3 separate regions of the Homo sapiens genome follow, and regions 1 and 3 are each linked to region 2. Evidence: read pairs that join two places in POLR2A ChIA-PET (ENCODE). Cell type or tissue: PC-9. All regions are shown on one strand.

Region 1 (4,000 bases), 630 kb after region 2:
GCCTCAGCCTCCCGAGGACTACAGGTGCCCACCACCACGCCCGGCTAATTTTTTCTATTTTTAGTAGAGACGGGGTTTCACCGTGTTAGCCAGGATGGTCTCAATCTCCTGACCTTGTGATCTGCCCGCCTTGGCCTCCCAAAGTGCTGGGATTACAGGCGTGAGCCACCACACCCGGCCCCAGTTGCTGTTTTAGTGCTAAATTTCTTTTTCTTTTTTTTTTTTTTTTTTAACTTAAAGCAATCTATCTATTCATCTAATTTTTTGAGAGAAGGTCTCACCCCGTTTCCCAGGCTGGAGTGCAGTGGCACGATCTCTGCAACCTCCGCCTCCCGGATTCAAGTGATTCTCCAGCCTCAGCCTTTCTAGTAGCTGGGATTACAGGTGTGCACCGCCGTGCCCAGCTAATTTACATATTTTTTTCTTTTTTTTTTTTTTGAGATAGAGTCTTGCTCTGTCACCCAGGCTGGAGTGCCGTGGCACGATCTTGGCTCACTGCAACCTCCGCCTCCCAGGTTCAAGCAGTTCTCTGCCTCAGCCTCCCGAGTAGCTGGGATTACAAGCGCCCACCACCACACCCAGCTAATTTTTGTATTTTTAGTAGAGACGGGGTTTCACCATCTTGGCCAGGCCGGTCTTGAACTCCTGACTTCGTGATCCACCCGCCTCGGCCTCCCAAAGTGCTGGGATTACAGACGTGAGCCACCGCGCCTGGCTATATATATATATATATATATATATATATATATTTTTTTTTTTTTTTTGTAGATACAGGGTTTCGCCATGTTACCTAGGCTGGTCTCAAACTCCTGAGGTCAAAGTGATCTTCCCGCCTCGGCCTCCCAGAGTGCTGGGATTACAGATGTGAGCCACTGCACCTGACCTATTTATTTTGAGACGGATTTGTGAGACTGGCTAATTTTTGTGTTTTTGGTAGAGGTGGAGTTTCGCCAAGTTGCCCAGGCTGGTCTCAAACTCCTGAGGTTAAAGCGATCTTCCCGCCTTGGCCTCCCAGAGTGCTGAGATTACAGGTGTGAGCCACTGCACCTGGCCTATTTATTTTGAGACAGATTTGTGAGACTGGCTAATTTTTGTGTTTTTGGTAGAGATAGAGTTTCGCCAAGTTGCCCAGGCTGGTCTCGAACTCTTGGAGTCAAGTGATCTATCCTCCTCAGCCTCCTAAAATGCTGGGATTATGGGCGTGAGCCAGCAGACTCAGCCATATCACCAAATTTCTGAATTCTTATGTTTTTGTACTTTTTATGAGGAGTTGCAGACAAGGCTTAGTTTCCGTGAGGTCTTCTGTTCATGTCAGCATCTAGTACTTAACCTTTAAAAATACAGGTTTAATGTCATTTGTAATGTCCTGGGAAATGAAAGGAAAACTGATGTTTTTGTTATTATAATTTGCTCCAGCACTTTACTCTCATTTAGTAGACTTAGTATTTTGCTGTCCTTGACTTTTCAAATAGCTGTCTGGCAGTGGCAGAAGTGGACTTAGGTGAAACTGTACAACCGTTAATATATATGGCAAGAAAAGACTATGCTTTTCCCCAGTTAAAAAGATGAGAACTCGGGAGCATAGTTTCCCATCACCCTGGCTTTATTTACCTTTTTTACTATCCTGATAGTTGTGCAGAGGTAGTGGGAAGAATTGTTCACTTGGCATATATGACTCCTTCCTCATTGCTGGTATGATATGTAGGATGTGTTGACTGAGAAGGCAGTGAGTACCTACTGGACACAAGGACAACATAACTTTTGCTCCATTTTACTAGTCTCCTAGCATTTCAGTAGAACAGTTTAGAAGCTAGATTTATTCAAAGGGTACAGAGTTTGCAGAAACTTATAGCTGTGTTCAGCCATCTCACGCATTTGCCTCTGTAACCATATAGCATTTCTTTTAAAAGATCCTGAAGAGGCTGAGGCAAGAGGATTGCGTGAGCCTAGGAGTTTGAAGCCAGCCTGGGCAACATAGCAAGACCCCAACACATTTAAAGAGAGAGCGATCCTGAAGAACAGATTTAGTTGAGCCTCTCTCGTCCTACTCATTCACTCTCTGTTAGGATCCTATTCCAATAAATAGTTTGAATCTACCAGATAGGGACAATTTTCAGGGGTTGGAAACAACTTCTAAAGAACAGGATCTGTATTTTACAGAATGTGAAATTACTAGGAAATACCCAGAAGGTGGGCATTTTGCCAGAAAATGGGTATTTTGAAGAGAGTGTGTGTATGTGTAACTTAAGAAAAATTCCAAACATGCAGTAGAGAGAAACATTTAATAAACCAGTGACCAGTCTTGTCTCCTCTGTATCCCCACTTTCCTCCTCCAACCAGATTATTTTCAAGAAAATCTCAATCATATCATTTCATACCCTGCCACTTTTATAAACTAGCAAGTTTTGAATTAGGAAGCATGTTTGTTATTGAAAAATATTTTCTTGTCATGATGGATCATTGTAAATAAACCACTTGTTTAGTGTTCAGTGTCTTGATATCGCTGAGCCAGAAATTTAAAGTAGATTGATAACTGTCCTGAATATGAGACAGGTAGGCATTGAGATGGAACTCAGCTGAGTGCTGATCCATTGTAGTATGTTAAAAGCTTAATGAATTGAATTAAATGAAGTAGAATTTACTAAGGCAGGCACCTTGGCTTCTAGGCACCCAGCATAGTTCTGAGATGGTGGAAGAACATTTTGGCTTTTAAAAAACTGAACTTTGCTGGGAAGTCTACCCTTGCCAAGATCTCGTTGCACAGTTCTGAGTTCTCTCAGAACTGCACAGCTTACAGAACACAAATTAAAGGCTTTTTTTTTCTTTCCCAGCAAGAGATTATGTTTTACCTAAACCAAATTATTTAAAGAAAAAAGGAGAAGGAGTATATGTTAGTTCCTAGGCTGTTGCTATAGGGCAAAAGAGTTTTATTGCTCGTTTGAAGCTACTTCTATTTGACAATCTATAAATACATCTTGCTTAAGTTGGAAAGCATTTTCAGCCCTAAATGTGTTCTCATTGCATGTGACATAATGTAGTTTTATATTATGAAGACAGAACCAGCTAACTACTGGCCACATTGTTAGAAATAAAAAGAAAGCAAGATATAAAGTTTTCTGCTTTGCTTCTGATACTTAGTTGTGTTCAATTAGGGAAGCAAGTTTTAAAGTTAAAAAGCAGCCATCTCTTTCATAGAAATAGCTTAAATGATGGGTGTGTATCTGCAGGGCAAGAGTATAGATAAGCAAGTAGTTTATAAACAGGCCCTATTCTAAGAAGCTAGCCATTTTAGGAGAGCAGCCTGGGTGATTCTTTTGAAGATAAATTGGATATTATAGTTGAAAGATTAATTGGCTACCAAAAATAATTGGGTAAAGGATTTAATTGGATGTTCATAGGTAGTCTCTTGAACCAAATAACCATTTAGGGCTCTTTGAAGTGAGTTGTAGACTTGCTCCCTATTTTAAGTGTTAATTTTAGCTGTTTCTCTAGGAAGCCTTTTTACATTTTATCTGAATTTGCTGCTGGAATTTACAAACTTCTAATGTTTACAAAAAATTGGGCATATTTTTTGAAGCAGCGTGGTGAACATTCTACCTTAAATCTACTTTTCAGACACTTAATTTTATAACTATGGAAACAAAAACTCTAACTTCCTGGGGAAAGCTACCTGGCCTTTTGCTTTTATAATTACATCTGTTTGGAAGTGTGACCAGTCTCTTTTTGCTGACACTTACTATGCTCCTTTCTTTAGGGGCTTAGTGCTAGTTTGGTAGTAACTTCAGGGCAGACTTGTAAGCACTTTGGGGAGAGAGTGACAGTCAAGGTTTGGATGGTCCTTTTATGAATTGAGGAGCAGATGTCATGGCTCTTCTTGGTACATGTTGATAGGAACCACTTTTTTTTTTTTTTTTTGAGATGGAGTTTCGCTGTCTCCAGGCTGGAGGGCAGTGGCGCAGTCTCGGCTTACTGCAACCTCCGCCTCCTGGGTTCAAGCGAT
Region 2 (4,000 bases):
AGTCCCCACCTCCAGTCAAGCCTGTGGATCACTGCAGCCCCAGCCAACCTCCTGACTGCAACCTCGTGATTGACCCTGAGCCAGAACCACCCAGCTAAGCTGCTCTTGAATTCCTGACCCATAGACACTCTGAGACAATTAAACGCTTGTTATTTTAACTTTTATGGTCCAGCATCCCTAGGGGAGTAATGAAAATGTAGTAAAATTCCTTTAAATTCGAACAGTCTGAACCAAAAAGAAATTGACCCCTCCCTGGACAGTTGGAGGTTTCCATTGTTTCTGTTTTCGGGCTGAAGAATGAAACAGAGGATTCCTTGTCCACTTGATCATGTAAAAATGCTCAACAGGAAGAGGGCTGTTGACAGTGCAACTTCTAGGAGGTGGTAGGAAGGGGTCCTAGCAGGTAACTCTGAGAGGCTTGGGCTTGAAGATTCAAGCAATTAACAAACAGAAATGAGGGAGCAACCAAGCCATCTTCTCTCCTCAGCGCTTGCTACTCAAAGTGTAGCCCACATATCAGGGGTATCAGCATCACTTGAGAGCTTATTGGAGATAAAGAATATAGGCCCATCCTACACTTCCACCTACACCTTTTAACAAGATCCCCAGGTGATTTGTGTATAGATTAAAATTTAAGAAGCTGTCCTAAGAAAATTCAAAAGCCATCTTCTAACCACAGCAGGATGGACTGCCTTCCTCAGACCAAAGGGAAGGTGAGTCTTAGCCTGGAAGTTAATAAGAACCCATCCCCTCACTCCCACCAACCCTACTCTGCCCAAATGTTTGCCAAGAAAAACGAAAGGAAAAAAGACATCATGTAGAGTGAATAATTAAGATGGATCTACCAAATCAAGCTCGTCTTCACTCTGCTTCCCACAGCGAAATGCCACACGGTGTGTGGGAGAGAGTGAGTGAGCACTTCTCTGCCTCTCACTGTTCCAACTCCCACCTTCCACAGGCTTCAGCAGGATGTGGATGCAAACCTTTTGCCCCTTACTCACTGATCACTCCCTGGGCCTGGATTCACGCATCACGTCTTCCATGTTTCTCTGCTTGTCTGTGTCCAAAATTCAGGGACTGTACATATTGGACTAAAGGAGATATTACAAAGGGATAACATGGCTCTGGGCAGTGATTCTCAATGTGGCAGAGAGGGGAACATCTTCCAGGGGGAGCCCGTCAGAATCTGTATGTGTTGGGGGTGCTCCTGTGGTTTGAAATGGCCCCTTTGGGCCGGGCGCGGTGGCTCACGCCTGTAATCCCAGCACTTTGGGAGGTCGAGGTGGGTGGATCACCTGAGGTCAAGAGTTCGAGACCACCATGGCCAACATGGTGAAACCCCATCTCTACTAAAAATACAAAAAAAAAAAAAAAAAATTAGCCAGGCATGGTGGTGTCGGCGTGTAATCCCAATTACTTGGGAGAGGCTGAGGCAGGAGAATTGCTTGAACCCAGGAGGCAGAGGTGGCAGTGCGCCAAGATCGTGCCACTGCACTTCAGCCTGGCTGACGAGAGCAAAACTCCATCTCAAAAAAAAAAAAAAAAGAAAAGAAAAGGCCCCTTTAAAGTTTCTGATTTGCTCCCCTTCTCCTCCCACCCAAGGGAACATGATCCTGCTCACACTGAGAACCACTGTCTTTCCAAGGCATCATTATTGATGGCAGGTAATGGCCTCAGGTGAACTGGAATAGAAACAAGGCTTTCCACTGCTGGGCAGGGTTCCTTTTGATTTCTGGTGATAAAACAGCTGCAGGGAGGTTAAAGGCAAGGCCACAGGGCATTCTCAGGCAATGTCATAAAACTAGATGGGAAGAGGGAAAAGGATACACCAGTATCCTAAAGAAACAAACCATAGTTGAGGGCAAGAGGAGATGAGCTCATGAAAGAATCAACTGACAGCTTCAAGAGAGAGAATGAGCTGCACCAGGGCTCCCCCTCCCTTTCTGCCACAGTGGCTTCCATCGAGCTTTGTGTTTGGTTCATTTAAGAAGATAACCAGTGACTCAATGTTGTTGGTGGAAATATATTCCACATGACTCATAGCATCCTTAGACCTATTCACAAGAGACCCTGGCATGTTCTCCCCTGCCACACAAGGGCCTAAGGAAGACTATCTTGTTGCCTGAGGCACTATCTCCAGGGCCACTGTGTGTTGCCAGGCAAGGGATCAGCCTGCTGGGGCTGCCTAGTGCAGCCCTCCTGAATCTCTGAACCTCAGAACATTTCATAGCCAAGGAAATAGAAGTCCAGAGATGGAGAGTGACTTATCTGAGGTAACACAGCAATCAGAATCCAGGCCTTCTGACTCGGCCCATGGTAATTCACTTAGTTATCAGGTTAGTCCTAATCCAAGTCAGGAGGACCCTTTGTTATCAGAGAGATATTCTCACTGAGACTAAAGGAGAAATGAGCTCTAGACCGGATTTAGGAGAACACGCTTGCTTCTGAGGAAACTGGTTTTTTGTTTTTTAAACTCTGCTGATCTCTTTCTGGCCTCAGAGGGGCTTTACCTCACCTCCATTTTTGTTTGAATGCTAGTGTTGTCCTAAATTGATTGGAGTGTGAATCAGGACAGAATTAGCAAGAGCCTGCAAGATGCCAGGGAAAACCTGAGCTTTTGTGTAACACGAACATCTCTCCAGGGTATTGGCTTTGGCATAATGCTTTCTGATATCAGAGGGTAGAAATGAGTCCACAGGCATTTCCAGAGTTTAAGGCTGTGAACTCTGGAAAGCACTGGAGGCTCCTGGAGAGTTTTTTCCAGAAGATCCTTTGGCCTTACCTTCCCTTCAAATAGATTCTTTGCCACTGGCTTCCCCTATTTACTATTTCCTTTTTCCTGACTATAATTATGTTTAGTACGTCTTCCTCCCCAATATTAGACTGTAAGCTCCTTGAAGTCAGAGACTATGTTTTATTTACTTTTAATATTCTTCTACAGAGCCTAAACATCCTGTGCCTAGCTTATCCATCTATCCATCATCCATCCATCATCCATCCATCCAGTTCTGACACTTACTATATGTGCCAGGCACTGTCACAGGTGCTGGGAATGCAGTAGGGAACAACCTGGAGTCCTGTTAATGGAGCTTACATTCCAATGGGGGAGATGGCAAAATAATAACAAAACAAAATAACAATAAAGACTCACATTTACTGAGTGCATGCTGTGTGCCCTGTTTCATTCAGTCCTCCCAGCAACTCTATGAGGTGACTACCTTTTTTTTTTTTTTTTTTTTTGAGATGGAGTCTTGCTCTGTTGCCAGGCTGGAATGCAGTAGTGCAATCTCGGCTCACCACAACCTCCACCTCCCGGGTTCAAGTGATTCTCCTGCCTCAGCTTCCTGAGTAGCAGGGATTACAGGCACGTGCCACCACGCCTGGCCAATTTTTTGTAGTTTTAGTAGAGACAGGGTTTCACCATTTTGGCCAGGCTGGTCTCAAACTCCTGATCTCAGGTGATCCGCCCACCTCAGCCTCCCAAAGTGCTGGGATTACAGGCGTGAGCCACTGCGCCCAGCCTGTGACTACCATTTTAATCCTTGTTTAATGGATGAAGAGACTGAGTGCTTAGAGATACTGTTCTTGCCTTGTCACAGAGCTAGTTAAAGAACAACCTGGGATTTGAAGCCAGCTCTCTGATTTCTTAGCCCAGGGGTTGGCAAACTACAGCCCACTGCCATAGTTTCCAATGGAATAAAATTTTACTGGAACACAGCCTTGCTCATTCATTTATGTATCGTCTATGGCTGCTTTCACACTACAATGACAGAATTGAGTAGTTGCGACAGAGACCATATGGCCCGACAAGCCAAAAATACTTACTATTTGGCCCTTTACAGAAAAAGTTTGCCAATCCATCTTAGCCTAAGCTAGGCTCAAGCGATGTTCACTGAAGGCACAGTGGCCTGGTGACTCCGTTCGTTCATGTATGTCTTGATTCATCCTGTTAACGTTTTTTGGAGCACCTGTTGTGTGTCAGACATTTTGCTTCCTTGGA
Region 3 (4,000 bases), 430 kb after region 2:
ATCCCCTTCATTTTTTTCCTTCATGTCTCTTCTTTGTTTTTCTTGCCATATCTATGTTTCTTGGCTATTAATGGTACTCCTCCCTGCTGACTCCAATTTATTAGGGTAGAAAAATAAGAAATTAACAGCATGCCTCTACTGCTTTTGGCTGATTTTATTTCTTCTCAGTCTCAGTAATTACTTCTGTGATTATAGCTAGTTGTACATGACTGAAATTGCTGAATGTTTAGATCAAATAAATGAAATATTTGTCCTTTCATTTATATAGTTTTATTGTCTTCTCAAATTCTTATGGGTTTCCAATTCATAGTGATTTCCCCTAAAATAAAGGTAAGGACAAAAGCAATAACATGAATTTGAAAATAAAGAATCAGAATTAGCAAGCTTTGTTTGTAAGACAATGAAGTAATCCAGTGATTTTTTAAAATTAATTAATTAATTAATTTTGAGATACAGTCTCTCTCTGTTGCCCAGGCTGGAGTGCGGTGGCGTGATCTTGTTTCACTGCAACCTCAGCTTCCCAGGTTCAAGCATTTCTCCTGCCTCATCCTCCTGAGTAGCTGGGATTACAGGTGTGTGCCACCAAGCTCAGCTAATTTTTGTATTTTCAGTAGAGACGAGGTTTCACCATGTTGGCCAGCTGGTCTCGAACTCCTAACCTCAAGTGATTCTCCCACCTTGGCTTCCCAAAGTGCTGGGATTACAAGCATGAGCCACCAAGCCCGGCCTCTTTTTAAAATTTTGAGACAGGGTCTCACTCTGTCACCCATGCTGGAGTGCAGTGGTGCAGTCATGGCTCACTGCAGTTTTGATCTCCTGGGCGCAAGCTATCCATCCACCTCAGCTTCCTGAATAACTGAGACTACAGGTGTGTGCCATCATGCCCAGCTAATTTTATTTTTTATTTTCTTTATTTTTTTATTTTTGTGATATGGGATCTCGCTCTGTCACCCAGGCCAGAGTGCAGTGGCATGATCACAGCTCACTGCAGCCTCGATCTCCCGGGCATAAGCGATCTTCCCACCTCAGCCTCCTGAGTAGCAGGAACTACAGGCATGTGCCACCACACCTGACTAATTTTTATAGTTTTTTTGTAGAGATAAGTTTTCACCGTGTTGCCCAAGCTGGTCTCGAACTCCTAGCCTTAAGCAATCTGCCTGCCTTGGCCTCCCAAAATGCAGGGATTACAAGCATCAGCTACCATGCCCAGCCTATTTTCTTTATTTTTTTGTAGAGACAAGGTCTCACCATGTTGCCCAGGCTGATCTCAAACTCCTGGGCTTACGTGATCCTCCCAAAGTGCTAGGATTACAAACATGGGTCACTGCACCCAGCCAAAAAATATAGAGAGAGAGAGCCAAAAATTACATATATTTTTTTCAGAGACAGGGTCTCATTCTGTTGCCCAGGCTAGAGTGCAGTGATCATAGTTGATGGTGGCCTCAAACTCCTAGGCTCAAGCCATCCTCCCACCTCAGCCTTCTAGGACTACAGGCACACACCACCACACCTGGCTAATATTTTTATTTCTGTAGAGACGGTGCCTCACTGTTGCCCAGGCTACTCTTTAACTCCAGTCTTCAAGCGATAGTCCCGCCTCAGCCTCTCAAAGCACTGGGATTATAGGCGGGAGCTGTGGTGCCTAGCTGTAATTCGGTGATTTTTAAAGTGTGGTCTTTGGATCAGCAGTGTCAGCATTACCCAGGAACCTGTTAGACATGCAAATTCTTAGGTCTCATTCCAGACCTACTTAATCAGAAATTTTGGAATGGAGCCCAGCAATTTGTTTTAAAAAGCTCTCCTAGTGATTTTGATCTATGCTAAAATTTGAGAACCACTGACTTAGATGTTAATTTAAAGAAATGTTCAGAGCAGGAACTCTGTATTCTTCCAAATTTTTGTAGCACTTACTCTAGTCCTAGGCACAGTTGAGTTTTAGGTTGATTAATCTATTTTACATTGCGGTTGTGTATTTTAAAAACTATACCCAAAGTTTTGTCAAGGACATACTGCTGGTTTCTGATACATAGAAGCACTCTATTCAGATATGAGCAACAGTTGGCTACCTGCATACATTAATTTTTCATGTAATATACCTGAAAAATGTATTATTTGTGTTTAAATATATATAATTTTTGACCTCTATTATTTATTTCCACATACTTTTCTCTTTTTTTTTTTTTTTTTTTGAGACAGAGTCTCACTCTGTAGCCCAGGCTGGAGTGCAGTGATGCGATCTTGGCTCACTGCAAGCTTTGCCTCCCAGGTTCATGCCATTCTCCTGCCTCAGCCTCCCGAGTAGCTGGGACTACAGATGCCCACCACCACGTCCAGCTAATTTTTTGTATTTCTAGCAGAGACGGGGTTTCACCATGTTAGCCAGGATGGTCTCGATCTCCCAACCTTGTGATCCGCCTGCCTCAGCCTCCCAAAGTGCTGGGATTACAGGCGTGAGCCACCACGCCTGGCATATTTCCACATACTTTTCAAGTTAAAATTTTATCATTATTACTCTAAATGTGTAATGTCTCCATTTATTTTCTCATTGGTCATAATTTATTACCCAGCCACCAGGAAATTCCAGTGTTTAGGGTAAAATGAAATGGGAATACAAGAGATCTTAGAGATCTTGTCTTGACCATTATTAGGTATATTGTCCTATCAGACAGTGGTTTTCAAATGTCTTTCATATATGAACCACTCCAGCAGGATAGAAATCTTATCTTGCCGCTTCTGCTTTCTTAATAATAATTTTTAAAAAGTACACAACAATTTTATTAGATTTTTTTTTTTTTTTTTTTTTTTGAGACCGAGTTTCACTCTGTCGTCCAGCCTGGAGTGCAGTCGTGCGATCTTGGCTCACTGCATCCTCGGCCTCCCGGGTTTAAGCAGTTCTCTGCCTCAGCCTCCTGAGTAGCTGGGATTACAGCGCCCACCACCACGCCCGGCTAATTTTTTTTGTATTTTTAGTAGAGACGGGGTTTCACTATCTTGGTCAGGCTGATCCTGAACTCCTGACCTCGTGATCCACCTGCCTCAGCCTCCCAAAGTGCTGGGATTACAGGCGTGAGCCACCGCGCCTGGCCAATTTTATTAGATTTTATAAGAATGAATAGCGCTACTTTTGATGAGATGCCAACAAATTCATATCTGATTTTTACAATGTGAACTTGCCATATGCAACTTACATGGTTGCAGCACTATAATTTGGAACTGGGAAAAACACCACGTGTATTAACATTTTGTGTAAATTGATCGTTAATGTAAAAAATGTCACCATATGCAGACATTTTCTACATTGTCATGGCATATTAAAGGCCTTCCTCTGGATTGTTTTTTTTTTTACTTTTATTTTTATTTATTTATATTTTTTGGGACAGGGTCTTGCTCTGTCACCTAGGCTGGAGTGCAGTGGCATGATCATGGCTCACTGCAGCCTTGACCTCCTGGGCTCAAGTGGTACTCCCACATCGGCTCCCGAGTAGCTGGGACTACAGGCATGTGCCACCACATCCAGCTAATTTTATTGTTGTTGTTTGTAGAGACAGGGTGTCGTTATGTTATCCAGGCTGGTCTCAAACTCCTAGGCTCAAGCAGTCCTCCCACCTTAGCCTCCCAAAGCACTGCAACTACAGGTGTGAGCCACCATGCCTGGCCTGGATTAATATTTGAAGCTCTTTAAACTATTGGTGCTTTGCTTTGATAATCATTTTTCATAGCAATTATCCTTAATTATTTGAGGAAGTATTTTGAGTGTAAAGATTATTTTGAAATGGTAACTGGTAGAAGGAAACTTTGAGCTCTGTGATCATTCGGATGCAAACACGAAGGAAAGCCATTTCATATCTTTGTATCTGGAGCTCCCTACATGCTGCCTTGCATATAGCAGGGTCCCAGTAAATGTGTATGGTTGAATTATCAGGCTATCTTTAATGGTGAGACAATGGTCTCTGGAGTCAAATTGCCTAGATTCAAACCTTTGGCTCTTATCTTTTAACAA

What was found. Peaks named below come from ENCODE experiments on the same cell type or tissue, not always from the same donor. Only the 100,000 strongest peaks of a DNase experiment are listed, where the experiment ranks them.
Region 1: POLR2A ChIA-PET joins it to region 2 with 11 read pairs; 2 of 35 experiments call an interaction of 5 or more read pairs at or near these places.
Region 3: POLR2A ChIA-PET joins it to region 2 with 6 read pairs; 1 of 35 experiments calls an interaction of 5 or more read pairs at or near these places.

Annotation. Positions count from the first base shown.
Region 1 is chr15:44,539,520-44,543,519 of GRCh38, forward strand. All of the region lies in intron 2 of EIF3J (eukaryotic translation initiation factor 3 subunit J), which reads left to right. Among named protein-coding and RNA genes, the nearest start is that of EIF3J, 4.4 kb to the left of the region's middle. In PC-9, no CTCF peak of the experiment used is centred here; a DNase peak (open chromatin) is centred at 2,212; H3K27ac peaks cover 392 bases.
Region 2 is chr15:43,911,505-43,915,504 of GRCh38, forward strand. All of the region lies in intron 4 of FRMD5 (FERM domain containing 5), which reads right to left. Among named protein-coding and RNA genes, the nearest start is that of WDR76, 87 kb to the left of the region's middle. In PC-9, no CTCF peak of the experiment used is centred here; a DNase peak (open chromatin) is centred at 2,017.
Region 3 is chr15:44,338,910-44,342,909 of GRCh38, forward strand. All of the region lies in intron 6 of GOLM2 (golgi membrane protein 2), which reads left to right. Among named protein-coding and RNA genes, the nearest start is that of GOLM2, 52 kb to the left of the region's middle. In PC-9, no CTCF peak of the experiment used is centred here; a DNase peak (open chromatin) is centred at 1,682; H3K27ac peaks cover 421 bases.